Linked DNA regions of Homo sapiens: region 1 is linked to region 2. A link is a loop called in an ENCODE intact Hi-C map of the cell type or tissue named here. Cell type or tissue: IMR-90. All regions are shown on one strand. Each heading gives the region's core, and the rest is flanking DNA. Links, peaks and the distances in the headings are about the cores only. Region 1 overlaps RNF141 (ring finger protein 141). Region 2 overlaps IRAG1 (inositol 1,4,5-triphosphate receptor associated 1).

Evidence for each region. Peaks named below come from ENCODE experiments on the same cell type or tissue, not always from the same donor. Only the 100,000 strongest peaks of a DNase experiment are listed, where the experiment ranks them.
Region 1: a loop joins it to region 2, with 4 times the contacts of the local background. A loop is called at or near these places in 2 of 110 quality-filtered maps.

What each region holds. Positions count from the first base shown.
Region 1 is chr11:10,519,764-10,535,694 of GRCh38, reverse strand. RNF141 (ring finger protein 141) reads left to right here. Exons shown (of 6, transcript NM_016422.4): 2 at 1,490-1,679; 3 at 4,944-5,052; 4 at 10,322-10,503. The coding sequence starts at 1,537. Among named protein-coding and RNA genes, the nearest start is that of RNF141, 13 kb to the left of the region's middle. RefSeq lists an enhancer at 8,341-8,400. In IMR-90, for the core only: no CTCF peak of the experiment used is centred there; DNase peaks (open chromatin) are centred at 6,174, 7,414 and 8,014; H3K27ac peaks cover 3,728 bases.
Region 2 is chr11:10,597,244-10,613,174 of GRCh38, reverse strand. IRAG1 (inositol 1,4,5-triphosphate receptor associated 1) reads left to right here. Exons shown (of 21, transcript NM_130385.4): 11 at 3,324-3,447; 12 at 6,403-6,433; 13 at 8,630-8,770; 14 at 9,924-10,055; 15 at 12,116-12,257. It overlaps IRAG1-AS1 (IRAG1 antisense RNA 1), which reads right to left. Exons shown (of 4, transcript NR_046375.1): 4 at 13,243-13,484. Among named protein-coding and RNA genes, the nearest start is that of LYVE1, 37 kb to the right of the region's middle. RefSeq lists enhancers at 6,739-7,033, 6,759-7,053. In IMR-90, for the core only: no CTCF peak of the experiment used is centred there; DNase peaks (open chromatin) are centred at 6,514 and 6,874; H3K27ac peaks cover 4,983 bases.

The sequences.
Region 1 (15,931 bases), core at 2,810-10,809, 77 kb after region 2:
TTTTGTTTATTTTTGGAAACTGTCCTTGCTTAGAATTAAAAGAAGTATCCAACACCATGGTGCTTTGAGATTTTACTAGTCTTTGAAATTCAGCAATCACTGTTGTTGACTGCCCTAGAGACCTCTTCTAAGCTAAGATCTTTAATTGTTTCTTCTTGGATACAGTTGCTGTAAATCCACTTGGCTATATTTACATATAATTTGACTTCAGGGATTTTTTTTTTTTTTTTTGGCCTGGATCTTCCTCAACAACTTCCTTTCATTTATCTCTATAATGTGATATTTATTATTACCAAGTAGGCTCAGATTCAAAACTGTTGTTTTTTGTTTTTTTTTTAAATTACAATTGTCCTTTTCCTATTTTAGGTAACTAAAGGAATTAACTTCAAATACAGTACATTAAATTTTAATACCTAAAGGAAATTTTACATATTTTGGGGTTACTAACTTCATAAAGTTATATATATTTTAAATTTATAGCTTTATTTTTTGATTAATGATAAAGCAATCTTCCTACCAAAACTTTTTCTATAAGAGTATTACTGTTTCACCTGCTTTATGTGATATGGTTGTTAATTTGGATGAAATAAAATGATAGTCTTTGATGGATAAATAAAATAGAATTTCTTGGGGGGGCATCTGATTTTGGGGGCATTTAAAAACTTGATAATTAGATATATATTTTGGGGGTACCTAAAAGAGTTAATGAACAAAAGAGCTATCTTTTTCCAGGCAGAAAATGTGAGGTGGTTAAAATATCTAACATTTTAATTTTCTTAGGTTTTTCAAGCCACAAGTCTTTTTATATATTTTTAAAAATTAAAACTAAGGTACACATCTATAAATAAAGTAATTCAACAAAAAATTATTTAGCTGATGTAAATATATTGTGAGCCAGTATGTCATAGTGGATAAGAATGTAAGTACTAGAATCTGAAAAACAAATTCAGAGTTCACTTTCACCACTTACAGCTGTGTAACTTTAGATAAATCACCTAGCTCAGTTTCCCTGTCTATGGGAAATAGGTAGGGGTGTAATATTGTCTACCTCTTAGGATTGTTGTAAGAAGTAATTGACATAATATACGGAAAACAGTTTGGAGCCTGACATGTGGTAAGCAGTCAGGAAATGTTCTTAGGAAAATTATAGAAGGTAGACAAACTTCCTCTTAAATACAATTACTTGAATGCGTGTGTGTGTGTGTGTGTGTGTGTGTACACATGCACATGTGCTTTAGTGGTTTTTGACTTGGTAAAATTATAAGAATTAGAGGTTCATCACCCTCCCAATAATATATAAGTGAATCCTGTTTTCTCATTTAGCTATGTGAATCTGAAAACAGAGTCATTTAAATTCTACCTTAGACTCATGTAGGTCTACTCAACTCTCACTTAAAGGTATCCCTAGTTTTTCTTTATGTTTTTGAAGAATGAGTATATTGCCGTTTTTGTATAATATGTAAAAGTAACTTTTCTGTATATTTGACAGAAACTATGTGAAGCAACACTCTGGATTTTGAAAGACATCTTTTCATCATGGGACAGCAAATTTCGGATCAGACACAGTTGGTTATTAACAAGTTACCAGAAAAAGTAGCAAAACATGTTACGTTGGTTCGAGAGAGTGGCTCCTTAACTTATGAAGAATTTCTTGGGAGAGTAGCTGAGCTTAATGATGTGTAAGGCTTGCTCTTTTTGTTTTTCGTTTTTCCCCTTGTTGTATGTATGCCCCATATGTCATGGCTGTGTAAGATATAACCAGAGGTGTTGATTGGTAAGACTTAATGTTTTCAGTTAGCATTAACAAATACTTATTGAGTATCTATTATAAGTTGACTTTCTATGTAGCTTTTTAAAAGTATGTAATGGGGACAGAAGATATGGAAAGAACTTAAAATGGAACTTGGAACACAGCACAGGCATATTGAAGCAATTCTAGGATACAGTAGTACATCCCAGCATCTCAATTTTATACCAATAGACTCTTGTTTGAAAGCACTAAAGGGGTGCATAACAAAATGGAATATGAGAATTAGCCACTCTAGAGAAAGACTCCTAGGATAGTCAAAGGTAACACTGAGAAGGTTTCTGTACATGAAGCAATTCATTCATGTGTGTGTGTATATAGACACACACATGCATATATATATATACTTTTTTTTACTGTGTCATCATTTTGCTAGAGGAATACATATGTAGTAATAGCTTATTTTCATCACTGAGAAATAATATATTTCATTTATTCATATTTTCTAATTAATTAACACCTTTAAATTTCTACTTAACTCTTTGACTAAATTTCTAAAATGAAATATAAATTTCTCTGCCTTCTTAAAGAGTACACCTAATACAACTTAGTCTTCTATTTGTTAATTTATTTATCAATTTTGGTATTGATCTATGTAGAAGCTATGAAAATATATAGGGCTCTTTGTTCCTGAATGCCCCCAGACCACTGTGCTTTTAAAATATGACTTTTTTGCTATTTATTTTCTCCCTTGGTGACAATTGGGCAGATGTCATATCTTTCTTTTAAATCTGCCTCTAGCAACATCCACATCTACCTTTATTTATGTATATCTTCTAACCCCTGGGAGTATAATTAGAACCTGTGGAGTCACCTCTTAAATGAGATCTTAAAGGTTCTCTGTTTAGTCTCTTCAACTTAGCTAACATTCACTAAGCACATAGTATGTGCAAGGCCCTCTGCTAAGGATTGGACCTTTTAACTGAGGGCCAAGTTGATTACGCAGGTATTAATGGCATGTCCACCTCTCTGAATCTCAGTTTTCCTGTTATCCCATATTACCTCTCCTTAAACCCTAAAAAGGCTGAATGAAATCGACTAGCAGTTCAGGACCACTTAGTATATAAACTTACAGTACTGTAGTCACTATTAATAGTTTAAGGTAAGATATATGAACCCACTCCGTAGGCATTACAACCATGGTGTTAGGTGATAAGAGACATGCTTAGCAATCTGTAACATATTAGATAAGCTTGATATACTGTCTTTATGTGAAGACATACTGTCTTTATTGGGAAGAATAAAGACTGTCTTAAAAGTTATCTTAGAAGATGGTTTCTTTTAAGAAGATTGGATTTCATTCATTAAAACAAAACAATATAAAACAAAAAGCTGTATATAGTTGTGGGGTGTGTGTGTGTGTGTGTGTGTGTGTGTGTGTGTGTGTGTGTAGAAAATGAACTAAACTATTCCCAGTGCTTGTCTCTCGGTTGGGAGATGGTGGGAAAAGGGGGCAGAGAGGGAGATTTTACATTTTACTGTGTGTATTTATGTATTTTTATGATAAAAATATAGTCATTGGTTTTAAAAACTCTAGCATTTTACTTATTTTTAAAAATTATCCAAAGGGTAGTGTGCAAAGCATTAATTCTGGGATTATATTCTTAAAGAATTTTAAAAATAGGATTCTGAATTTAGTAACATAAGAGTGGAATGCTTTGTTATGTTTATATTTTCAACTCTTATGAGCAGTAATCAATGACATTTACCATTCCTTTAGAGTCTTGGAATTTATATTCATAAACCCTGTCTATTGTATGAAGTTTTGCCCTTTAGCATAAAGATACAGGTATTAGATAAAATGTACCCTATAAAACCATCCACAAACTAAGCTTACTGTGTGATACAGAGGTCTTCCTTTTATTTATTTAGCACAGGATATTTCTGACTGGATTTGATTCTTAAAACCAATTTCCATGGGTCAGAATTGGCATTTCAGACGTGCAGTGATCTCCGAGAACTGTAGAATTAAACCTATACAGGACGAAGCTTGGCAGCTAGAAAACAGAGCTGGAAACTGGCACGGCTGAATTATTTTCACCGAAGACTTTGTTTCCTAAGGCTAGTTGCTTAACTTTCGATGGCCTCATTTTATTTAGCTGTTAGTTGAGTGTGATATCCCCACTGGTGCTCAGAGAGAGTTGTTAGTAATGATAAAAGGGAACTGCAATACTTAAGCATGTCTTCGAACTGATTTAAATTAATGTTGATAGCATGATATTGAATTATCTTCTAGAAGTGATACATTTTTATGTTTAAATCCTTTAGCTCTCTAAATTAAAATTACTCTGCTAGGGGAGGACAGTAGAGCTATATATAAAGTGTCTCAAATCATTTGTTTTACTTGATGTAGCCCCAAATTATCTGAACAAAAATTTTCAAGAGGTTTGTTAGTATCATTGTTTGAACAAGGACTGAACCAAGAGCAAGATGTTTTTCATGCTTTATATACGTCTGAGGCAACAGTCAAAAAATTTTGATAAATGACACTAGCTAACCTTTTTTTTTTTTTTGAGACTGAGTCTCACTCTGTCGCCCAGGCTGGAGTGCAATGGCGTGATCTTGGCTCACTACAACCTTCACCTCCCGTGTTCAAGCAATGCTCCTGCCTCAGCCTCCTGAGTAGCTGGGATTACAGGTGTACGCCACCACGCCCGGCTAATTTTTGTATTTTTAGTAGAGACGGGGTTTCACCATGTTGGTCAGGCTGGACTCGAACTCCTGACCTCGTGATCTGCCTGCCTTGGCCTCCCAAAGTGCTGGGATTACAGGTGTGAGCCACTGCCCTGGCCAACCTTTTTTTTAAGTCCCTGATTTCTAAGACTTGTTTTTCCTAAATGTCTTTGTTAGAAATTTAAAGACCATTGAGATATAGGTGTGACAAAGAGAGATTTATAAATATCATGCCACCAAGCTGTTGACTTTAAAAACCTTAGAAATTAAGTTGCATGTTTATGTTCAAAATATTCTCTATCCCTGTTTTAAGAATCCAGTTATTATAATCATTATTATTTGTCTTTTTGTGTTTCTTCATATTTCCTTCTCTGAAATTGTTTCTTGAATCTAGTTTCATGGCTGTATTATTTTATTAATATATGATTTTTCATAAAATTAACATGTTCTTGTCTCTTTTCAGAACGGCTAAAGTGGCTTCTGGCCAGGAAAAACATCTTCTCTTTGAGGTACAACCTGGGTCTGATTCCTCTGCTTTTTGGAAAGTGGTTGTACGGGTGGTCTGTACCAAGGTGAGACTGATGGAGACTTCTACCTCTGAGCTTAAGCTATTTTGGTGGCTAGAACTATATTTAATACTGTAAGATAATATAATGCATATACATTTTAATAACTCGGTGGTTTTGTAAAACATAGTTTTGTTACTGTTATTGCCTTCTAACTAGCTGTTTGAATCTTACAGTTGTCTAATTGCTATACAGCAGGGGTTTTTATAATCAAATTCTTTTTTGCCTCAATATCTCTAACCATTACATCATACTAATCTTCTATCTCTGTTTTTGGGTTTTTAGCTGGCTGTGGAATGCTAAGGTGACATCCTATTTAGCTCTAAGATGATACCTTAAAAATTAATGTTATCTTGAGATCATTTCTTTTAAGAATACATTCATTCATTAAAAAGAAAAAAGATCCATTGAAAGAGTTTTTTTGTTTTTTAGTAATTTTTAGTTATGGGATAGATTTTTTGCCAGCTGTCATTGAGTATTAGAAAGCCTCAACCACCACTGAGTAGATTCAGATAGAAAGTTCTTAACTTTTTGAGGCTACAAACCTTTTGATTAAATGAAGGCATGAATTTTATTAGGCCACCTCCTATCCCCACCCCGGCTCTAAAACAAAGAACAAAATCATCCATATGCATATAAACCATAAATTGGGCATTCATGAGCGCTCTGAAGTTCATTCCCGACTGACCCATAAAGATTCCCTGGGTTAGGAGATTTTTCCTTTGAGTCACGGACCCTGGAGGTTACCCAAATAATATGCCTTATTTCCTCAGTAGATTGTCAGTTTTACCCATACTGTGTTTTGCTTCCAGTTTATTCAGATAAACATTTGAGCACAAGTGTGAGAGGCATTAGGAATATATGATAAATAAGACAGATTTCATGCTCTCAAGCAGACTGATCTCTCTCTTCTGATCCAGATTATCACAGATTTTGTATTAATCTCTATACTTCTAGACTCTTCTCCAAATTCTAATTTATGCTGCTGTGAGATTAACCTTTCTAAAGCACAACTCGCATCAGATTACTGCCTTGCTTAAAATTCCTCAGTAATTCCTTCTTGCCTACCAAATAGTCCCAACTCCTACAATATGACTCCAAACTATCTTTTCTGCATTAGTCACAATGACCTTCTTTTGCTCTGCATTCTTATCAGGCTTAACTAACTTAAGACTGTATCATTGTTACTTTTCTTTTCCAGTTCAGTGCTTCTGCTTATTGTGTTTTCTCAACTAGGATGTCCATTCCTTCCATTAGGAAGTCACGGAAAATTCCTGTTAAACCAGTTTAAACAAAAACAATACTTATTTTCTCACTTATCAAGAAATCCTAACTCTATAGACTAACTGCAGGATTGGTTAAATTAAAGACCCAGCAGATGTCACTTCTGAACTCACTGGTCAGTATTGGGTCATATCCCCTTCATACACCTACACTGACAGAGGGAATATGATTAGCATGATTGGTTTAGATTAGACTAACCAGGATTGACTCCTGCATCATTTCAGGGAATGGTGGACACAAAAACAAAATAAGGTTCTGCTGGCAATGAAAAGAAGGAATGGTATTTGGATAATCAGCCAGTAGTTTCTGCCACACCTTTTATTTCTGCATCTCTAAACCTGATGTCTCTTTAAAGGTCCACCTCAAATACCATCTCATCCATTAAGTCTTCCTGAATAGGAGTTCTCTTGTCTCTTCCAGATTCCAACAGCACATTATTTATACTTTATAATACTGCATTACGAAAAAAGTTGTTTAGGTTCTTAGCTCCCCTTTAGAGAGTAAGCTCCTGAGGGCAGGAACTATGTCTAGATTCATTATTGTATCTCTTACAGGCTGTAATACGGTGCTTTACACATAGTAGGAACTCAGTATATATTAAGTGAACAAAAAAAATCTGTTGAAATAATACTCTCTTTTTAAATGACTGGGATAGGTTGAAGCTTTCCTTGTTTATTGACACAGTATATTATCTAAATTACACTTAATGTTCATTTTTATTTCATAAAGTACTCAGCTCACATTGAAGAGGCCAATATAAATTGTAGAAAGCTAAGGGAATACGAATATATCAGGCTTTTCATCCCTTCGTTTTTTGTTGCTCTTTGACAAATACAGACTTAAGGTTTAATTTTATTAGTAGTCAAATTCCTTTTTGCCTCAATATGTCTAACATCTGTATGTGATTAAACATCTTCCTTAAAATAAGATTCTAAGTAGAGAAACAAAAGTACTAAAGGCACAGGCAATTAGATATTTTTTCATGTGATTTTTCTTGATTTTAGAGCTACTCTAAAGAAATTTTTTTATTTGCATTCCTTAGGTTCTTTCTGAAAGAATCTGAGAGGTCAGTGTTTATGTTAGAAAGAGGTCAAGTCCACCATGAAAAACTGATAGGAGATTGAGAGTTTCACATTTCTTAATGTTAAACAACTTTAAAAAAATTGTACTTTAACCCTCTGTATTTACATTAAGTCTTTTTCTTGACTCTCTGCCATCTGCTATGATTATCCTTAAATAATATTTAATCCACTATAAAAAATGATCTAAATTATGTTTAAATGGAATATTTTATGGAAATAATATTAGAAAAATAAGAGATTAATTAAAAACTAGGTACTAAGGTGGCTGTTAAGAACTACATGAATTATATTATTTCATCCTTCTTTTTTCTTAGACCAACTTCTTAGAGTCATTCTTGGCTTTTCTTTGTCTCTCACACCTGACAATCTGTAAGTGAGTCCTGTCACATCAAAATGTATTCAGAATCTGGCTAGCTCTCACCATCTACGCTACTACCACCCTATTCCTAGTGACCATCCTCTATCACCAGGATTATTCCAGTAGCCTCCTAACTGATCTCCCTGCTTCTCTTGCCCTGCTTCTGTCTATTCTCAGCACAACAAGCAGTCTATTCCAAGCACAACAACCAGCCTATTCCACATCACAATTTGAAATGTAAATTAGATCATATTACTCCTTGGCTCAAAACCCCCCCCCGTGACTTCTCATGCACTTGGAATCAAAGCTACAGTTATTACTGAAATCAGCAAAGTCCTATATATTCTATTCCCACCTCACCGTCTATCTACCACTCCTTCCTCTGTCCGTCTGTCACTCTGTTCCAAACACTCTGGGCTTCTTGTGAGACTCTCTGTGCTCCTTGCCAGGTACACCTCTATTAAACAGCCTTTGTATTTCCTGTTGTCTCAGCCTGGAATGATCTTCCCCCTAGACATCTATATGACTCATTTCTGCACCTTTCAGTTCTTAAATGTCAACTTCTCTGTAAGGCCTTCCCTGTAACCCCTCAGCGTTCCTTCTCCCCTGTTTCATCTTCTCCATTACACTTATTTTCATCTAACCTAATCTGTATCTGTATTTTATTTGCCTGTCTCTCCTACCTATCATGTAACTTGCTTGAGGGCAGGGATTTTGTTTTATACACACTGTGGCTAGTGCCTAGAGCAGTGCACATAGTACCAATAACATCCACATAATGGTACTCAATAAATACTTGTTTCAGGAATCCTATGATGAGAATAGTTACAGTGTGATACACTTTGCTATTTCTGTACTGACCTTATATGGATTATTCCATAATTTCTTCTGTACTATGCAGTTCCAAAGGACTACCCGTTTCCTCAGCTCTGAAGATCTATTTTGTAAGCCTGTTAAATTCCTGTTACTTTTTAATTCTGTTTATTCTCTACCTCATGTACAGTCTTTTAGTACAAAGAACCTTGTATATTTGCATCTCCAGATAGATTTTACCTTCCCAAAATTTAATCAACTTTCTGATTATTAGAGATGGTTCTAAAATTTCTTAGTATGGTATATGACTCATTCTTTTTTTTTTTTTTTGAGACGTAGTCTTGCTCTGTCGCCCAGGCTGGAGTGCAGTGGCGCCATCTCGGCTCACTGCAACCTCCGCCTCCTGGTTCAAGTGATTCTCCTGCCTCAGCTTCCCAAGTAGCTGGGACTATAGGCGTGTGCCACCATGCTCAGCTAATTTTTTGTACTTTTAGTAGAGATGGGGTTTCACCGTGTTAGCCAGGATGGTCTCAATCTCCTGACCTCATGATCTGCCCACCTCGGCCTCCCAAAGTGCTGGGATTACAAGCATGAGCCACCGTGCCTGGCCGCATGACTCATTCTTGAGTCTCAGTATTTTTTTCCCTGCCTTTTCAAATAGTAAGCAATTAATAAACGTGTTACAACTATTATTTTCATTTACAATATTCAAATGTATAATAATATTTTAAAATATGTAATCTACCTCATTTTCTGATACCCCTAGTTCCATCAATACATTCCAGAACCTAAAGTCACAATTTTATGGCCCTGTGTCTTTGTCTCTCTCCCTATATTCTTCATTTCTTTCTAAATATTTTCTGATTTTGCTTGTTCTTACTCTGATATGCACTTAATAGATTTCATGGCTTACTTCTTCCCCAGTCTTCCATCCTATGTCTTGTGCTGAAAGGAAGTCTTTCATGTCTCTAATCTTTCTCTGATTTCAAGTTCTTCATCCAAGAACATTATACCTTCACCTTACTGGCCTCGGTCATTTCATTATGCCTCACTCCATGGCTCCCCAAAGCTTGTGAAAGCAATCTCCTCTGCTTGCCCCAAGTATCTTCTACATTAGATTGTAAACTGGATGGGGGAGAGGTACAACCTGTAAAGGTACAACCTTTGGGCCACTGGTTTCACCTCATATTAAACGAGTTTTTTGATAAAGCTCAAAATGGCCTTCTGGGAAAAGTCCAACCACCTTTTGTTAGGATTTATTTTAAAGTAATTTTCTTGCTTTAGTTTAGAAGTTTTGGTACAAAATAGAACTTAAAGATATTTAAGAAAGTACTTGTTTGAGTTGTAGAATCTCATGCGGTTGTTGGAGTCAAATGAATCCTGTGGTTAAGAAATTCTTTAAGAAATTAAAGTGAAAGAATTGTTAATACTGATCTCTAAAATTTATTTCTTAACTCTGAGAAAGTCACCTTACCCATCAACAGCATAATGCCTAATTAATCTTACAGGGTGATTTTGTGTGTTAAATGAGGTAAATTTGTATAAGAAGTTTGAACCCCACAAGTGTAGGGGACATGGTATTACTCATTTATTCAGACTCTTGCTTTCTTATGTAATTTGCAAATCCTGAAAACTCCTATTTCCTAGGATGTTTGACTAAATATTTGTTCCCCCTTTTTGGGAAAAATTGGTCAGAGAAATGATCAACTTTTCTTTTTCATGTTCTTTGTATTTTTAGATTAACAAAAGCAGTGGCATTGTGGAGGCATCACGGATCATGAATTTATACCAGTTTATTCAACTTTATAAAGATATCACAAGTCAAGCAGCAGGAGTATTGGCACAGAGCTCCACCTCTGAAGAACCTGATGAAAACTCATCCTCTGTAACATCTTGTCAGGCTAGTCTTTGGATGGGAAGGTATATAATGCATAAGTATTGTATTTCACTTATTTTCTAATATGAAAACAACTGAAATCTATTAATATTTTTGCTGTTGCTCATTGTAGCATCTTAAATCTTTTTTTTTTCTCAGTTGGTATTGTATCTGAGATCAGTTTTGGGGTTATTCTGTGCTTCGGATGTTGTTACAGTGCTAAATTAAAGTGGCTTGGCAGGGCCACTTTAATATTAATGTTTCTGTCACACTGGTCTCCAGGAATCCGCTCTATATGCATGCATTTATTGACAAAGGAGATAGTTAACACCTTCCTTATAATAGGTATTTAGGTTCTTAGACAGTCAAAGCTTTTTAGGGAATTAGGTCAAAGAATTTGGCAAAATCATCCCACTTTTTTTAAAAAATGTCTAATTGAAGCATTAAAATTTTATATATTGGCTTCAGGACTTGGCAGTCCATTCAGGAAGGAACCGAATGCATATACTTAGTTACCAGAAGGAAATGAAGTCAGCCAGAGTTTTCTCTGATGATGTTTGTTTACCCAGGCCTAATACATTATTGTTCTATCTAAACTTTCTTTTCCTTCTCTGTTATGCTTTTGGCACATGAAAGTTCCCACTTCTTGACATTTGACAATCATGATCATAATTTAAATTTGTAAATATCTCATTGGAAAAAGATTTACATGGGTCCAAACATGTTGACATCCTGTCTTACTGTCATACTGGGTAGATAGCAGAAATCTATATTCACCGTGTCCTTTACCTTAAAGTTAAGAATGTACTTAACAGTGATTTTTTTTTTTTTAATTGAGGCGGAGTCTTGCTCTGTCGCCCAGGCGCGATCTCGGCTCACTGCAAGCTCTGCCTCCCGGGTTCACGCCATTCTCCTGCCTCAGCCTCCCAAGTAGCTGGGACTACAGGCGCCCGCCACCACGCCCGGCTAATTTTTTGTATTTTTAGTAGAGACGGGGTTTCACCGTGTTAGCCAGGACGGTCTCCATTTCCCAACCTCATGATCCTGCCCTCCTCGGCCTCCCAGAGTGCTGGGATTACAGGCATGAGCCACCATGCCCGGCCAGTGGTTTCTTTTTTTTTACTGCTCTATTTACAGTTGCATTTTCTGGTTCATTCTTAACCAACTGGTTTTCAAGCACTATGTTACAGTTAAACTGTATTTTCCATTTATTATTTCCCAATTATCTTTAATAGAATTACTTGGTTTTCTAGGTTTGGTCTATACAAGTGTTACTGATAGGCCAAGTGACTTTTAGAACATGGTAGGCAGTGTTTAGGCTTGTCTTTCCTGTATTCTGTAATCTTTCAAAGATGGATCTGATTTTTCTGCTTTTCTTCTCTCCAGAATAGTGGTTGTTGTTTTGTTTAATTGTTTTAAAAGCTGAGGATGGTGTTTGCCAATGTATTTAAGCTGTATGGTAGCACATGAAAAGAAAGTATTGTTTTTTTCTTGTTACAGTCTTCTTAATGAAGAAGGTAAAGGTGTTATCCCTTTTCATGTGCCCTCAAAACTGGAAATTCAGTTCCTGATTAGCTTGTTAGGGGTGCTTCTTGTTTTTGTGTGTTTTTTCAGTTTATAATAATACCCTTATACACTAGTTCACAGAAAGAGACTTTCTAAATTGAAGGAGGTCTTAAGGGATATTTATGTAGTTGAACTTTACATCTGATGCATAATTCCATTGATGTTTTACATTTATTGATTACTTACAGGGTATAGAATTGTGATGAGTGTTGTACATGTATAAACTCATTAAATTCTCACAACCCCATATGGGAGTACAATTATCGGCCCATTTCAGCCAAAGAATCTGAGATTTAGCTAAGTAAGTGTCATGATTAGAAATTGTTCTAGCCAAGACTCACATTCAGGCCTGTCTGGCAGTACAGCTGTGCTCTAACCTATTACTTTATGGTGCATAAAGATCTTGCACACAGAGCTTCTGAAAATTTATTACTCAGTGGTTTTGAGGAGGAGCCTGAGAGTCTGTCAAGCTCCCAGGTGGGGCCAATGCTGCTGATCCTCAGATAACACTTTGAATAGCAAGACTCTGCTTACCCACATTTTGCCAAGTCCGACTTGCAAGTACAAGTAACACCTGCAGTTATGTGAGACTCACTGCCTGAAAAAAGCAAGCCTTTTCATACTCAGATGGCTCTAATCACTATGAAGTTTTTCCTATTGCTTCATTTTCCTCAGAGTAGCCAAAATCTTTCTTGAGGCAGCACGGCACAGACTCTAGCAGCAAGTTGCCTGTGTTCAAATCCTGGCTCCACTCCTGTGTGATTTTTTTGACAAATCAAACTGTTTCCTCAGTTTCCTCATCTTCTAACAGAGGTTGATAACTGTAGTATATGCTTTATAGGATTTTTGAGAGAATTAAAAGACATAAGATGCTCAGAACAGTGCTTGACACATAATAATTTGTCTATAAGAGTTAACTGTCATTATTATTGTTACTATATTCTATTTATTGTTTTCAATGGCTGTGCCCTCTGGAATTCCTCCAAACAAATCTGTTCTCTTTTCCAGCCTTTCAAATATTTGAAAACAGTCATCAAATTCTCACTGAACCTTCTGTTCTCAAGGATAAACACCCCCAGTTCCTTTGGCCTTTGTTTATGTGGGTCTCGTCTACATACTGGAGGCTTTCCCAGATGGTCTTTTCTCTGTCAGTATGTGTGCCTTTCAGAGTATGAGGCATAGAACCAAATATTCCAATCTACAGGTGATCTAACAGGAACAAACAGCACAAGACTCTCCTTCCTTCTGGTCACTGTGCTGCTAAGAAGGTAGCAAAAAGTTAAGAGAACTTTGTACTGGTTCCACTGGCTATTTCTGTATCTCCCATTCTTTTATCTCTCTCCACAATGCTCTTCTTTGTAGTCCTCTGCTTCTCACTTTTAAAGTCCAGCCTTCAGAATATTCTTTCACTCTGTACAGATTCAGTTATATTCTCTGCTACTGAGAAACTCAGATACATTAGACCCATATCCATCTAGGTTTTTATTCAGTTTTCCCATTCCAATTCAGTGACTTCCCTCTTTTCCCTGTTACTAACGTATAACACTTAATCTATTACCACATAAAAGATTTGTCTTTTATAATGCTTCTTAGACCTAATTATCTCTCAGATGAATTGCTGAAATAAGATCCTAACCAGTTTTCCTCTTTCTAGACTGTCCCTCATACTGCACTCCCAATTTATCTTCCTGAAGTACCATATCAGTTGGAGTTCACTTCCCCTTGATTATACACTGATTGTAGTTTGCTTGTCAGGACACGTTCAAACTTAATATTTTGACATTTAAGGATGAGATTATCTCCACTTTATCTAATCAATCTTTTTCCTCAGTTTTCCATACCCAAGTATCATGCCAGCTTCCTGGTTACATATACACAGACATAAACACACATGATTTTGCTTTTTACCTCTACAACTTTGTTTATGCACCTAGAATGTCTTCTATTAAAATCCTATTGTTTTTCTATCTCATCATTTCAACAAGTTTGAGATATATTCATCTCTTCCTTCTTTACTTAGCACTTACTATATTTAATATACATTTGACATTTATTTTTACATTCAAATCAAAATTTTAAGTACTATCTAAATATCTTACATACAGTGCTATAAGCACAACAGGGAATGGAAAACATATTAGTGATAGCTCCTATCCTTAAGAAGTTTATAGTCTAGTGGCTGTACTTTGGAACAGTCAGTTTTTATATTATTACAAAAGTAATACATGTCTGATGAAGAAAACCTTAAAAATTACAAAAAAGCACAAAGGTTAAAAGAAATTAAAATCACTTCAAGAAGCATTTATTGAGAATCTAAGACAAACACCCTATATTCAAAGAGCTTACAGTTTATGGAAAGGCCAGCCAATCAATATGCAATATTTAAGTCTTTTCATTGAGGCAAGTGTTGATTTTGAGAGCAGAGAGATGATGATGTTTTGAGCTGAGTTACCAAGGTTGGAGCTTACTAAACTCACAAGGGCAGTTTCAGGAAAGGAAAATACCATCTGCAAAGGTATATGGCTCATTCAGGGGCTCTCTGAATTGTGGCTGGAGCAAAAGGTTTGAAATCTTTTTTCTTCCCAAGAAGATGAAAGAGCTCCTGGAGGACAGAAACTGCTTTTTATTCCCTTTGTATCTCTCACAGCACCTGATACTTAAGACTAAACTATTCTTTCACTCATATGCCCATTATCAATGTCAGCATTGTAAGGCCCTGATGGCAGGATCCATATTTTAGGGAGCTTTGTGTTACACATAGTGAATAAATTATATGGTCATGTATCACCTAACAATGTTTTGGTTAATCACAGACTGCATATGTGATGGTGGTCTCAAGATTATAATGGAGCTAAAAAATTCCTATTGCCTGTGGACGTCGTAGCCATCCTAATATTGTGATGCAATGCATTACTCAAATGTTCTTGGTGATGCTGGTGTAAACAAACCTACTGTGCTGCTCATAGTATAAAAGTATAGCACTTACAATTATGTACAGTAATACTTGATAATTATGTTACTGGTTTATGCATTTATTATACTATACTATACTTTTTAATCATTTTAGAGTATACTCCTTCTACTTATTAAAAAAAGTTAGCTGTAAAACAGCCTCAGGCAGGCCCTTCAGCAGGTATTCCAGAAGGCATTGTTATCAAAGGAGATGACAGCTCCGTGCATGTTACTGCCCCTGAAGACCTTCCAGTGGGACAAGAGGTGGAGGCGGAAGACAGTGATGGTGGTGATCCTGACGCTGTTTAGGCCTAGGCTAATGTGTGTGTTATGTCTTAGTTTTTAAGAAAAAAGTTTAGAAAGTAAAAAAGTAAATAAATCTTAAAAATAGAAAAAAGCTTATAAAATATTTCTGTACAGCTGTATAATGTGTGTTTTAAGGTAAGTGTTGTTACAAAAAGAGTCAAAAAGTTAAAAGTAAAAAGTTTATAAAGTTAAAAATCTATAGTAAAGATTAATTTATCATTGAAGAAATATATTTTTTATAAATTTCGTATAGCCTAAATGTACAGTGTTCATAAAGTCTGTACACTACTGTACAAGTGCTATACAGTAATGTCCTAGGCCAAGCTTGTTCAACTCACGGCCCACGGGCTGCATGCAGCCCAGGATTGCTTTAATGTGGCCCAACACAAATTCATAAACCTTCTTAAAACATGAGATTTTTTTGCAATTTTTTTAGCTCATCAGATATTGTTAGTGTTAGTGTTAGTATATATGTGGCCCAAGAAAGACAGTTCTTCCAGTGTGGCCCAGGGAAGCCAAAAGATTGTACACTCCTGTCCTAGGCCTTCATATCCACTCACCACTACTCACTCACTGACTCACCTAGAGCAACTTCCAGGCCCGCATGCTCCATTTATGGTAAGTGCCCTATACAGGTGTACCATTTTT
Region 2 (15,931 bases), core at 3,251-11,250:
CTTCTGTTATATCTTTGAATATGTCCTTTGTTCCATTTGTTTTGTTCACTGCTTCGGAGACAACATAATGCATAGATGGGTCATCAGAGTCTCAACTCCAGGTCCATTATTTTATCTCCATATACTTCAATCTTTCTTTCCTTCTTTGCATTCGTTATGATTACTCAATCTCTACCACCCTCCTCTAATTCAGCTTGAAGCTATATCTGCTTTATTCCTTCATTTTTCCAATAAATTGGTTGGTTGTATATTTCCCAATTTCTTGATTAGTCCTTTTATTTTGGTCTTTAATTTGTTTCCTTAAATAGCAATCATCTTCCATCTTTGCATGATCTTCTCATCCCAACTCTAATTTCTTAATTTTTTTTCAGGTTATTTTTTCTAGAGTCAAAGTATTTATGGTATATATTTTGCACAGAAGCATACTTTTGCATTTTTTGATGTGTTTCTTGCAACTATGTTTCCATCCTGACATCTGTCTCTTGCACATTTCCCTTTTCCTTCCTTTCTACCTTCCTTCCTCTTTTGTCTATAGTATTTTTGTATAGTTGCCATGCCATCTGTTTTCCTTTTATTTTTTTCTGATTTGTATATTTCTACCTTGATTCCCTTTCCCTAGATATATTGTATTGTAGGTTAGTTTTTGTTGACTCCTTCCTACCTTAGCTGGGATCTCTTAGCCTTCCCTTTAGTGCTTTAGTTGAGGATTGTATATTTTGTGTTTGTTTTGTTACTGCTTAGGTGGTGGGGAAAAGGGGAAGTTAAGATAGAGCTGTTTGTAGAATTGGTTTCTTCTCTTTTTCCGTAACTCTGTTCATAGTCCAAAACGTGAGTTTGTTATACCAAATCGGGGGCATATCTTATTCCTTTGGAGGTGGTTAGTAGTGGGTTTCAGATTGTTTCACCAATTTAGGTTGGAATTGTAGAGACAAGCTGTCCGTAGGTTTATTTTCCAGACTTGACCCAATGCTTCCCAACGGCTACTCCTCTGCTAAGAAAGGAAGGAAAAAACGGCAAATCCAAGGAGTTTAGCCACTGTTTTTCAGGAGTCGGGGGAGAACATGGTGGTTGGGGCTTTCCATGTGTCTCCTGCCATTCACTCCTTCAGAGGGACGTGTTTTATTTACTTTACCGTTAGTCTTCCTTCCTTGTAAATCCCTTCATATCATTCAAGAAAATCCACTCTGTGTTCTGTGCGATCATTCTGCCTTTCCTCTCTTCTTCTCATCAGTAAGAAAAGCAAAATGGCAGGCAGCCCAGGCAGTTTTTTCTCTCTTCGAAATGCTGGTAAGATGGAATGGAGAACCTTCTATTCTAGGGAAACTTTCTGAATCTCCTCTGACAACTGCCTACTTGCCCCCTCCATCCCTTTCCCTCTCTATTCTGTGGTATTGAACTCTTTGTAAGAATTTTTTCTCTCCCATCTTCCTTTCAGTACTGATTCTTTGGAGAAGAAGAAAGGGTTATCATGGGTGGAAGCTCTACATTTATTCCTAGTAATTTTTATTCTTTCTCTAGTCACTATTTTTAAAGACTATTGCCTTTTCTTGTATCTTAGAGTTTCTTGTGTATTTTTTATTTGTTCTGAAATTTTTTGTTGTTAATTTGGTTGAATTCAGGAGGAAGGTGGTTGGTTCCTAGAATCCACCAATTCTGGCATTACTCTTCAAGCACCATTTTGGGAAACTTTTCTAGGCAAAAACCCTGATATGCATTTCACTTGATTATTAGACCTCATATGTTTCGATCATCCTATAGATATCTCAGGAGCTTGCTACTCAGTTGACTCTCTGTTGAGTGTGGTAGGGATACATACATAAAGGTAGAATGATGCCAGGGGTGACACAAGGTTTACCACAGAAACCTTGTCAGAGAGCTATAAATACCAGGACAGAACCAGAGAGGTAACAGGTAGCTAAGAGAACTTCTAGTTGAATCTCATATCCAAAGAAGAATTGCTGACTGACCCATCTCTGACAGATGATCCTCCAGCTTACTTGGCTACCTTGAGTACCAAGGAATCCATGCCTACCATTCTCTTACTGGCAAGCTCAAAGTATTTAAACATATTTTACCTTGAGCCAAACTAGATAGCCTCTTGTCTCTTCATGGTCTCCTTTGGTGAGACTTCTTTCTATTCACATGATTCCCAGTCTTAACTCTTCAGGTGGCTACAACTATGCCTATAGTCCTGGTCTCTAGCCTAGCCTAGGATCCTGGAAAATGATTGAGCAGATTGGAAAGCTACCAGGTTAAAATCCAGGAGAAAGAGTAAAACATGGATAAATATGAAGTTCTACATGCAAATGGAAAGTAACCATTATACAGGATGAGGATAACTGATTTGGGTCAACTAAAGAGGTTGAGAGTTTTGCTTAATGCTAAGTGTACTGTAAGCCCGTAGTCAGGCACACAAAATCTATGCTGCATGAATAACAAACATCAATGCCAGGGACATTTACCAAAGTCTTCCTGTGCTAAGATCTTGTTAGAGAACATCTGGGCCTCTGTAACAGCAACAAACCAGAATGTGTGCAGGAATGGGATGGTATCTAGAGACCATGGGCCACAGTGGAGCACAGTGAGCTTGTTGGAAAAATGGAGCTAGAGTCTGGAGAAGAGAAGCTTTAGAGAGGCACAGGAGCTGTTTTCAAACAGGAGAAAGATTTATGGAAAAGAGAATACTTGGTTTGTTCATTCTGTCTTCAAAGCACAGACCCAAGATAGTTTTAGAAGTTTAAAAAACAAAAAGCTGTTCATTGTCTCTGTTGACTAGGAGGCATTTATGTTTCTGAGATCTGTAAAAGATCTAGCAACCTTAGGTTTACTCTGGAAAATCTCTTATCTATGGGGTATGGAATCAGATGTTAATTTCTAAGTAGGATACATAATATAGAACATTTTAATTTATCCGAGGAGGAATAATTGAACAACAGGTCTCCTGAGAAGCCTGCCAAGGAGCAGGTTTTTTTCCCAAACATTATAGCCAAAGAGCCAACCAGCTTCCAATTGCCAGCTTAATACTGTGGGAAGCAAAGGGAAGAACATAACATTTGAAGCAGGTAGACCTTGAGGTCTGGCCATGTCATTTGCTAGTTCTGTAATCTTGAGCAAGTGACTTAACCTTGCTGAGCCTTGGCTTATCTACATGTGAAATGGGATGACTAAGTTCTAGCTCATTGTGAGAATAATGTAAGATAACAATTAAAAAGCCCTTAACATAGAACTAGATACTTATAAATGTCAAAGCTCCTGAAGCTAGCTGCCAACAGTACTACTGTGATTTCAAAGAGACATTTTATAAGTAAGCACTTTTTTTTCAGGGCTTCCTTCTGAACTCTCCCCAGCTATTGAGGAAGAAGAGTCAAAGAGTGGCTTAGATGTCATGCCTAATATTTCTGATGTGCTGCTGCGCAAACTGCGGGTCCACAGGAGTCTCCCTGGAAGGTAAAATCAGGATGTGGGTTACAGAAGGCCCTGTACCGAGTGGCCCCTGTGTTGGATTCTAGGTGGGACACAGAGGAACACCAGTCTTAATTCTTGAACCCAGAAGGGCCAAAGTCCAATTGTCTAGATAGGGATAATGCATTCGAAACAAAAAGAATAATGAAAGGCCAGGCTGGGTGTTTTCAACTCAAAGGCCAGGTGGGGTTCTTAGGTGAGCACAGTTCATGAAGGCATAAGGGTCACCAGAAGCTCATGGCAGCAGAGAATGGGCTTTGAGCCAGGAGACATGGGTTTCAATCCCAGATACACCATTTACCCATGACTAGTTAAGTTTTCAAATATTTTTTTGTAGAGATAGGGTCTTGCTATGTTGCCCAAGATAATCTTGAACTCCTGGCCTCAAGTGATCCTTCTACCTCGGCCTCCCAAAGCACAAATAACATTTAAGTAACCAAATGAATGATTTGAAAGAGTAAAGTTGGTAGAAAGACCATAAAATAGGGCACATCTAGAGAATGACATGAGAGTGGGGCATTGGGTAGGAGGTCAAGGAAAGGCCTCTGTGATAAAGTAATAATTTGAGATGTGCAAATAACAAATGACAAAAAGCCACTCATGCAAGGGTTTTGGTAAGATTTACAGAGGAAAAAAATTGTAATTTTAACAAACGGTGCTGGGACAACTGGATAGCCACATACAAAAGAGTGAAGTTGGACCCCTACCTCACACAAAACACACAAATTAACTCATAATGGATCATAGACCTAAATGTCAGAGAGAACACTATAAGACTCTTCAAAGAAAAAATATAAGTAAATCTTCATGTCTTTGGGTTTTTTAGATATGGCACCAAAAACACAAGAGACAAGATTTTAAAAATAAATAGTACTTCCTCAAAATAAAAACTTCTGTGCTGCAAACAGTGTCAAGAAAGTGAAAGGCAACCCACAGAATGAAATATTTGCAAATCACTTATCTGAAAAGGAACTTGTTTCTAGAGCATATAAAGAAGGCTTACACTCAATAAAAAGATAAATAACCAATTTTTCAAAATGGGGAAAGGATTTAAATAGACATTTCTTCAGAGAAGATATACAAATAGTCACTTAAAAAAGATGCTGTGTCCTTTTAGAGGCTCACAGCTCTGCCCCCGGGTACCTATGCCCATTTGTAAGGCACAGTTATCTGCATCAGACACCAGACATACCATGTGGCTTCTCTGCCTAAATCATACTTCTCTGAGTCCTCAGAGTTTCCCCCCAGACCCCCACTTTTTTTTTAAGGTGGGTATGTTCTAACTGGGTGTGGTGGCTCATACACCTGTAATCCTAGCACTTTGTAGGCTCAAGGCAAGAGGATCACTTGAGGCCAAGAGTTTAAGACCAGCCTGGACAACAGAGTGAAACTCTGTTTCTACAAAAAATAAAAATAAAAAATTAGCCAGGTATAGTGGCATGCACCCATAGTCCCAGCTACTCTGGTGGCTGAGGCAGGAGGATTGCTTGAACCCAGGAGTTCAAGGCTGTAGTAAGCCACCTCTGCAGTGATCCTGCCACTGCACTCCAGCCTGGGCAGCAGAGCGAGACCCTGTCCCCAAAAATAAATAAATAAAATAAAAATAAGGTGGGTGTGTTCTACAGCAAAAAAGCAGAATGTGAGTCATTGAAATAGAAAAATGTTTGGTTTATAATTTATGAAAATATGTGCATTTCACATAATATCCCAACAAACCCAGGAGTCAGAAACAAACTTGGCAAGTTTTGCCAAATCATTTAAATCATATGTGTATGCTGTAGATGACAGTTAAGGCAAGGGCCTGATGGGTGGGGTTGTGACAAGGACTGTAAGTGTCAAACATCCCTGCAGCTGTTTGTCCCGTGTTCTGGACTCCGCTGACTTCATGGCCATGGGGTCTTCTCATCCTGACAGGAAGGCACTCATATCATTCCCTAGGGGTGAGAACCAGCCCCCTGCAGAGATGGCTGACCCCTACCTTTGCTCTTGGGGTCCCTTCACACCCGTTCAAGAGAGGAAGCTGTGTTTCCTGAGAAGCTTATTGATGGCATGCTCTGTTGCCAAGTTCTGTGACGCTGGTAGGACCCCTCCCAGGCCTCCCCGCCCCAGCACAGGAAAGGGCCTGTGCATTATTTACATTGTGTGGACTTCAGATGGGGCCAGCTTTAGTTACCAGCAAGAGCAGCAGCCACAGCAGCATCGAGTGGACATGCAGATGCAGGGACTGCCTATAGCTGGAGAGCCCTGGCTGTGGGAACGCCACAGACGAGGAGCTGCTCAAAAGGATGCCTCTGTGTCGGCTGGGGCTTTCTTGCCACTCTGTGATTCTAGCCATCAGAAGTTCTTGCTGTGGAGAAGAACCCTGGTCACTCTCTCCTACCATTTATTCTCTGGCCCGCATGCACCTTTGTCACAGCCCTCAGAGACAGAGGAGGGTGAGGCTTTGCAGACCTGGGTGGATATCCCCAGAACAATTATAATGGCAACTTAGATGTGTATGAGTTATAAAGTCCTTATCACATGCATTTTCTTATTTCTCACAGCAAGGCTATGAGTTCAAGGTCACATTTCCCGAGAGCCCACTGAGTGTGGATGCCATATATTTATGCATACAAACACATACACATACATACATGAGTACATATAGTGCTTATAATACCTCTGCAAGGTAGGTGATATGATTCCCATTTTGCAGATGAGCACGCTGGGGCTTAGAGAGATTAAATAACTTGTCCAAAGTCACAGAGATAGTCATGGTGCCGTAAGAGTCAGTATCTCACAGGTGACAGAGCACAGGCAAGGGGACATTGCATCTTTTCCTTCTCACCAACACAGCTTACTCCACCCCTGGAAACACATGGTCTGCTGGTCATTCAGAGTCACCTTTGGGTCTATTGACTAGGTTGCACACAGTTCAATTGTGTGTTTTCTTTTTCACAGTGCCCCTCCACTCACTGAAAAGGAAGTTGAGGTAAGTGACTCAAGTGTGTTATGAAATTTAGTGCCCGTGCTTGACTGGGCTTATTCAAAACATTTCTTCCTCCAGACTCTAGCTCTGACATTTTTAGACAAAAATGAGAAAGAGTGACTGTGGGGTAATGTGAACATTCATGACCAGCCCTCTTGAACCATGAGATCCCCATTCCCACGTCCGTTCATGGAAGATTTTGACAAATTTGGGCAAAAGGGAGAAGGTAGTTGGAAATTTTACATTCCTGTAAGGATTGTTTATATTCTTTAAATGTACGACTTAGATACACAAAACCAGCTGGGAGGCTGCAGAATTGAATCAAATTTATTTCAAAATTACTGAAAAATGGTCAGATTTCAAGTTCTAAGCTTTAGTTTAGTGGGAAAGGGGGCTGGCCTCCTCAGGGTTTCAGCTACAAGAATGCCAGCTCAGCGGAGCCGGGAAGCTGTGCTGTCAGCAATCCAGCCTTCCGGTTTCCTCACTGGGGCCTCCTTGTCCCAGCGGGGTTGTGAGTGAGCTGAGGGGAATCTGCATTTCATTCTGTAGCGGACAAAGAGAACTTATCAGAGGTGAGACAATGAGAACTGCTGATGTGGACCAGATAAGCAGAGGAAGACAGACAGTATGAAGTATCTACCACAGGTAGTATCTATAACTTGCACACAGGCATTGCACTTGCAGTCTATAACACACGCATAGCCATCCTTTCAGCTGATCCTAACCAGCAGCTCTGAAAAGCAGGTGGAGCAGGAATCAGCACAAAGGAGAAAACTGAGTGAGTAAATAACCACACCAAGTTTCTAGATACTGTAGTTGGCAAAACCAAGACCTAGATCCAAGTGTTCTCACTGAATTCAGAACTCATTGTGTCACACTGCTGTTAAGGGGATAATCAAGGTATAGAAAATTAAGCATTGAGCATTATTCATAGACTTGACCAAGGCCGGGTAAGGCAGAAAATTTCTATCACTGGGCTATGAGCTCTAAGCCTACCCACTGACATTTGTGAAGATGGGCCATGGGCGGTTTGTTTAATGTCCAAATGCTGACCGCAGATGTATATGGACACAGCTCTCGGCATGGTGGAAATAAAACAGGCTTTCAAATCAGACAGTCTGAGGTTAAATCCTGGCTCCGTTACTCCGTGTCACCTTGAACAAGTTAATGACCGTTCTGGTCTTGGCCTCTTTACCCATAAACAGGTATAACAGTTCCCACCCCAGAGGGTTATTGTGAGATTACATGAATTTGTAGAATGAAAAGCAGTGCTGGCATATAGTAGATGCTCAATAAGGAGTAGTTTTCAATATTGCCTTCATCATCATCATTGGGTCAATTCTGTACCTTCAATTCTTCTGGAGATGACTGCCTTCCATGGGCCATGTTACATGAACTTCAGAAGCCCCTGTGGTTACTAACCCTGCAGGGTATAAATCTGCTACCACTCAGGGCAGATGATGGCTGTAAAATTGAAGACCATTGCTTCCTTCCTGAGTGAGGTCCATCTGTCTATTTCTTCTCCCTAGTAGTTTCCTACTGTTCTGGGAATTCCATGTATGACCAATATTATCTTTTCAAAGTCTGTTCATGCAGGCTGCAATTTTAGCATGAAACATTTATTTATTCCAGAAAGCTTAACCGAACAGAATCATACCTGGCCTTATTTAATCTCCTGGCAGCTACTTAAAGCTTCTATCAATACAGGATTTGGAATACTCGGGCTAGATGCTGATTGAAGTTTGCTTTACGTCAACAATGCTTAAATCTCACATGGAGTTTCTTTCAATACAGTATTTTCCTGCAAAATCTCCAAAACCCCTCATGCAATAAATCCCAGCATAAATCCAGATGCTTACACAATTAGCTGTACTGGCCTGAGTTTATCTAAACCCAGATACAGGATGTTATTTTCTTAAAATTCAGGAAAAAGCAAAGTGTTATTCTCTTCTTATTTTTTGGTAGAATACATTTGGACCTCCGGTTCTGGGAAGGGCCTAGCGTGGACCTTGGTCCCTGCTTTACCATCTTTTTTGTGGTTTCCTGTGAAGTGAGCGTTTCCCTTGCACATGGCTGCTTTGGTGCTTTGGCGGCTGTTCCAGGGGCCGTTGCAAAACGCTCGTGCAAGGAGCACAGCTGCAGCCTTGTCCTCTGCAGTAACTCCTCCCAGCACCTCTCTCACACCCTTGTTCCCAACAGAACGTGTTTGTGCAACTGTCCTTGGCCTTTAGAAATGACAGCTACACTCTGGAATCTAGAATTAACCAGGCTGAAAGGGAACGCAACCTGACAGAGGAGAACACTGAGAAAGAACTGGAAAACTTCAAAGCTTCCATTACGGTAATTGTGGAGCCTGATGTGAGGAATCCCTGGAGCAGAGACTGTCCCCAAGGGCCATACAGGGTGTCATGCTTCTCTCAGGTACCAAGTATAGTCTCCTGAAGTGAAAAATTGAGCCAAGACTCTGACAGTGTTCCTCAGAGAGTTGGGGGGAACTGAGGCAGAGATCCCAAAGGCCTGGTTCCCTCAGGGCTGTGGACAGGTCCTCCAAAGCCTTGGGAGCTTCTCAGAAGGGGGCAGGGTGGCCTGGGTGTGACTCCTACTTTCAGGCGCCAGGGATAGCGTGTTCACATTGGGCTTCTCCAAGCACCAGAAGAAACTGTGGCCCAGGCCCTGCAGAGGCCACTTCTCTCAGCCTGGATGGGGCCCAGAGCTGCTTTCATGAGAGCTGAGTCTAGGCTTGGTGTGTGTCTTAGTCAGTTTGAATTGCTGTAACAAAGGGCCTTAGACTGGGTGGCTTAAATGGCAAACATTTATTTCTCATAGTTCTGGAGGCTGGAAGGCCAAGATCAGGGCACCAGCATGGTCGGGTTCTGGTGAGGGCCATCTCTGGCTTGCAGACTACCACCTTTCCATTATATCTTACATGGTGGAAAGAGAACAGAACTCTCTGGGGTCCCTTTTATAAGAGCACTAATTCCATTCGTGGGGCTCCACTCTCCTCACCTAATCACCTCGCCCAGGCCCCACTTCACTATCACATTGAGGAGTTAGGATATGTCCCCCCAAAAGTCAGCAGATGACTTTGTGGGGGGCACAGACATTTAGCCCAGTGGTCCGCATCCCCTGGGCCAGGCCGCAAACCGGTACCAAACCATGGCCTGTTAGGAACCAGGCTGCACAGTAGGAGGTGAGCTGCCTGAGAGCATGACCTCCTGAGCTCCGCCGCCTGTCAGATCAGCAGCAGCATTCGATTCCCATAGGGTCACGAACCCTATTGTAAACTGTGCATGCGAAGGATCTAGGTTGTACCCTCCTTATAAGAATCTAATGATCAGAGGTGGAAGAGTTTCATCCCCAAACCATCGCCCCCACCAGGTTTGTGGAAAAATTGTCTTCCAAACCAGTCCCTGAGGCCGAAAAGGTTGGGGACTGCTGATTTAGTCCATAACATTATTTGAGGACCCCAGGTGATGCTCCTACTCCTGTTCAGTCCTCAGCTTCACTCTGGCACCACTGTGAGCACCGGGAAACCTACCAGAAGTTGCTGGAGGACATCGCTGTCCTGCACCGCCTGGCTGCCCGCCTCTCCAGCCGAGCTGAGGTGGTAGGCGCCGTCCGCCAGGTGAGTCTCTCCAGCCCCCGGTCTTGCCAACTCTGTTCCACCTACGTAAAGTAGAGCAATCACCCAAGCAGCGGCAACTACAGATACCACTTAGAGGTGGCTTCCTCTGGGCCAGGCATCCTATGCACATCATTGCAGTATTATTCAGAGTATTTTTGGCAGATCACTGAACCCTCAAGGTGCTTTGTGGAAAAAGGTTTCTGTGGACGCACAAGTTTGGGGACTACTGCATACTATCTTTCTTTCTTGGAAATTTCTAACACATTGGCCTAATCAAGGCTTTGGTAACTCCTGTGGTGGAGAAGGCTGGTTCACTTTACCTACATAGTTCCCAAACGTATTTAACTGAAGAATTCCCCCCACAGCTCTCCATTTTATTTTTCTCAAAAAATACCTGTTCAACTCCCATGGAGCTAGTATTTGACAAAACATACTTTAGGAAAACCTGCTTTGTCTCATTAAATCCACCCAGCAACCCTATAAATATCCTGTCTCCCAGATGAAGATGCAGAGTCTCAGAAAGTAAAAGCGTTAGTGGCGGAGCGGGGCACAGGCCCAGGTCTGGCTCTCTCTTGGCCACTTTGAAGTCCTGAAGCATACAGAGCCCCGCCCCGGCCCCCCATGTTGTAGCAGGAGCACATTGCCCGAGTTCTAATCCTGGCTCCAACCTTCATTCGCTGTGTGACCTTGGGCCCCTTACTGAGGTTTCTCTGCTTCAGTCTTTTCAAGTATAAAATGAGGATGGTCACAGTATCTGCCATAGAGGGTTGCTGCCGTACTTGTAAAGCATTTGGATGTTGTTATTATGTTGCTATGACATGAATCTATGTCCTGCTGCTCTGGTTACATGAGAGGAGGTTCCTGGGGTGGTGCAGCCCTGAGCAGTTCCTATTAAATAAAAGAAAGACCTGTCGCTGGGCCATCCCACCCTGTGTCCTTCAGGACAAGGACATCTGACTCAGCAGTGGTGCCCAGGAAGTCACTCCAGCTGGGAGCAGCAACACGGGAGGACTCTAGGGAAGTAGCTGGTCTCAGCCACGCATGACTGTGGGACCTGTTCCTGCGAAGCCACTGGGTGTGTCCCTCTGTGGCCAGGCAGGGCCTGAGCTAGATCCTCTGAGGGATCTAACTGGGGTATGAGCAGAGAGAAATTGTTCTCATTGTGTGCAGGCTTCCCAAACTTGTGCCTCAGCCCACCTGTCACTCACGCCATCTGCTCCCTTCTCCAAATGGCTCCCTCGTCTTGGCTGCTATGTCTCAGTCTTTGCCTTCCTCTCTGGCTCCACTGGGCCAGGTCAGGCTTCATCCTGTTTTTACCTGCTGCCCTCACTGCCACCAGTCTCACTCCCTTGAGTCCCATCTCTACCTATGACCTGATTATATTACTCTCTTACTTTAAGGGAGATATTCAATGGCTTCCCTTTTCCTTCAGAATAAGTTCAAATTCCTTTGTCTAGCATTCGAGGTCCTTCACAACCCAGACTTACAAATAGACCCAACTGCTTGCTGATCCCTACATAGGTAGGAGGACCTGCAGTGTCTGGGCTTTCTGGACAGCCCTGGTTTATTATGTCGATTGTCCCAGCATAATTTGTCGTCGTGCCTTTCTTCACTCTCCAGAGGACTCTTATTCAGAGGATAAAACCTCATCTACATATAAGCCCTGTGCTTCCCTGCCTCTAGACTCCTCTTGGAGTTCCCTGGCCTGAACGCTGTGTCCCTCCTGCCCTTGTCTATGGGCCCAGATGCTGCTCACATCCTACATCCACTGCATTCCCTCTCCATGAAGCCTCCCCTGACCCGTTCTCTGCAAGCAGAAACAACTCTCCTCTGCCTGTCATCTCCTGCAGTGTGGTGGCTGTGCTTTTCTCATTCTCCCTAAGCGCAGGTGCTGAGTCCACCTCTCAGCTCACATGGCAGACAGCAAACTCTTCAGAGGGCAGAGTCTTGTCCCTGTATCCTTTTGATTCTCCTAGCCCAGACCCTAGGTCAGAGCAAATAAGTGCCAACGGAGCCTTTCCTCCAATGGCCTCATGCACTCATGCGCTCCTTCCCCGCAGGAAAAGCGCATGTCGAAAGCAACGGAAGTGATGATGCAGTATGTGGAGAATCTAAAGAGGACGTATGAGAAGGACCATGCGGAGCTCATGGAGTTTAAAAAGCTTGCAAATCAGAATTCAAGCCGCAGCTGTGGCCCCTCTGGTAAGGACCTAGGCTCCTGCCCCATCTTGGCCCTACAAGGTGGACTTCCAAGAGCTCTTGGCTAGGATTAGAGCTGTCAGAACAGCCCCAGGACTTATTTCCAGTTGAGCAGCACTCCTGTCTAGTGCTGCCCACAGGGGCCTCCCAGCAGCTGCTTCAGTGGGCCTGGCAGGGCAGTCTGGAACCAGGAAACATGAGCCTTTCCAAAGTGACTTCCTAACTCCCAAAGCAATAAATCACAGTGGCTGACCATGGATACAAAGCCCATGGGCTACAAGAGCTCTTGGACTTACAGGGTCTGAGAGTGACCCTAGACCCTGTCAGTCCGTGTGCTTTGGGATCCCCTTTTAGGCAGCACATGCTAAGGAATTTGGGCTTTATTCTGGAAAGCATTAGGGATCCAGCCAATGATTTTAATCAAGAAAATGACTTGATCATATATGTAGTTTAAGAAGATTCCCTTTAACTGTGGTGTGGCAGTTACATTACTGGGACAAAGCAGGGATAGAAAACCCCATGAAGATGTTCTTGCAACAGTCCAGGTGAGGGGTGAAACCTGGGCAGTTAGGGTGGAGTGAGAGTCTGGCTGAAGGAGATGTTACGGAGAAAAACAGCAGACTCATGGGTAAGACAGAAGTTTCAAAGAAATACTCTTGTTTAGAAGTTCTATACGAATTGCTATAGGAGCACGGGGGAGGGCCCACCTGATTCTGCTTGAAGGGAGACAAAGAAGCCTTCAAAGAGGGATGGTATCTTGTTGGTGTTTTAAAGTAAAAATAGGAGTTCTCCAGTCAATAGAGGAAGACACATCCCAAGTGGAGAAACCAGCATGGACAAAGGTGTGGAGGTTGGGGGTGAAAACAAGATGAAACAAACAGTTTGTCATAGTGGCAGTGTCAGGGTGTGGAAGTGAGACTTGGTTGACCAGGGCCACACGCCAGGCCATGCTAGCAATTTGAGCCTCTAGGCAACGGGGAGTCATTGGTAAGTTTATACCACATGAGGTAATCAGCCTTTATTTTTAGATTATTCTGACTTCAGTGGACAATATATTGGAGGTGTGCAAAAGCTGAGGTAAAGAGAGACACAGTAGGAGGCTCTTTCTCAGTCCAGCAGGAAGAGGTTGGTGCCTTGGACCAGATCTCTCCATGGGCACTGTCAGGGTTTGAACTCTGGCTGATGAGGGTGGCTAGCAGGAGAAAACAGACCTTTTAGCAACAGGAATCCCTGTGGAATGCAAACATCCGTGTTACCAAGAGCTGCAGAAGGGAAAGTACAGAAAGTATAACAGATGGAGAAACCTTTATAAACAGGAGGTTTCACAAGTTTCCTGGAGAATATCAGTGACATGTCCCAGAGTCCAAAGGCAGCATGCACACATGCTCCAGACTGTCAGCTTTGGATCTGTCAGCAAGGCTCCTGACCCACATGCACCTAGGCCTCTAACCATTTTCCGTCAGTGTTGGAAGCTGAGGAAGTTGCCGCCAAAGGAATCCTAATGCGTGGACTCCTGCATTTATTGCTGCACAAGGCCTCCTGCAAACCACCTTACCTAAGATTTATAGGATGAGCAGTTACCCATGAGTCTCATTCGTTCATTCTACAGACATTTATTGAGTACCTTTGGTTTGCCCTATATAATACTGGAATATAGAGGTAAAGGGCACACAGTCACAGACCCAAAGGAGCTCCCAACCTTTGGGAAGTCAAGGCAGTGTAGCCAGTGCTATGACAGAAGAAAGCAGACTTCCGAGGAGAATACACCACAGAGTCCCACATTCACTCTAGGAGGATGAGAAAACGCTTACCGTAGGAAAGGTCAACGATAGCTGTACGTGTTTTTCTGATATTTGTTTCCACTCCAGTTGTTCTTCCAAGCTATACCTCAGCTTGGGCTAGGCAGAGTGGCCGTAACCACTCAGCAGGTGTTTCCATAAGATACTCTATGACTGTTCCCTAATAGTGTTTGTGTCTTAAGCCTTTATACAACCTCTGCAATCTTTGTCTATGCCTGGGGTTTTGAAGACTGCAGTAAATAAAATATCCCTGATTTCAAGGAAGGTGATATACATTTTTTAAAAATAACATGTTTCTTTCTGAATATGAAATTTACCAATTATCTGCATTTTAGATTATTTCCTTAGTGTAGATTTCTAGAAGTATGAATACTAGCTCAGGGGAAATAAATTTTTTAAGGCTCTTAAAGCAAATTATTTTCAAATAACCCATTTATGTTTTCACTGAATGGGTTACAATACTCAATTCACCGTGCCATTGACACAATTCTTGTTCTTTCTTTTTGTAAATATCCATGACTTTGATAGGCCACAATTGTGTCTTGTCTTATTGTTTTAATTGTATTTCTTGGCCTTTCCAAATGTTTATGGAACATTTGTATTTCTGCTTTTAAAAATTCTGTATTTATGACCTTTGCCACTTGTAAGCTTGGTAGTTTACTAATTTATATGAACTCTTCACATGTAAAGAATATTTTCTGGTTCTGCTATTTTGGCTGACTGGAAAACTTGAAAATCTTTTGACCACAAGCACTTAGAAATTGCTGCTGGACAAAATAAAGCAAACCTTTGTCTAAATAGCTGAATCCACAAGAAAATAAATTGAAATACCCAGATACAAGAAAAGAAAAGAGAACTGAAACCAAGCTGACCCTGCAGCTTCCTTAGGGACAAGTGTCAGCCTTGGTTATCTGGGAGCTGAGCTTTTGCACTTGCCTGTGGTCTGAGACAAGGCCTGGAACACCTATGGTAGAGAGTTGACACAGATTCCCACAGAAAGTTAAGGGCGTCCAAGGACTATATCCTCAGATGGAATTTGGATAAGGAAAAATAATAATCACCAACCAGCAGAGAAACAAGGAAATTTGTTTCACCCTGGACTGTAGTAGGAAAAAACACTTTCTCCTTCCTCATAGGGAAAGTACGTGCTCACAAAGTGACAGCAGTGATGATGCAATATGCAGAGGATTTGAAAAGAACAGCAAGATGGTGCTTCTAAGATATGTTAGAAATAAGCAGAAAAGTACTCTGGAGAGACAGACCCTGCATCTGGACACACAGGATTCCTCTAATAAAGCCTCACTGAAGATGACTTCACAACTTAAAATTATAAAATACACAAGAAAACAATTCATCATGAACAAAAGTCATCAGTTACACAAAACAATAGGATTATATCCTAAGAACCTCGGAAAATAAAATGATCTGACAATTTTTTTAAGATAAGCTTAAAATTGTTACAGGTAGCTGGGTACAGTGGCTCACGTCTGTAATCCTAACACTTTGGGAGGCCAAGGTGAAAGGATCGCTTGAGGCCAGGAGGTTGAGACCAGCCTGGGCAACAAAGTGAGACCAGCCTGGGCAACAAAGTGAGACCCTATCTCCACAAAAAATAAAAATAAAAAGCAATTAGTCAGATGTGGTGGTGGGCACCTGTAGTTCTAGCTTATCAGGAGGCTAAGGTGGGAGGATCGCTTGAGCCCAGGAAGTCAAGGCTTCAGTGAGCTGTGATCATGCCACTGCACTTCATTCTGGATGACAGAGTGAGACCGTCTCTAACTTAAACAAAAATTATTGGAGACATAAAATAATGGATCAAAAACAGAGTAAAAGAATACAGTTATCAAAGAAGAATAAAATAGAACTCCTCAAAATGAG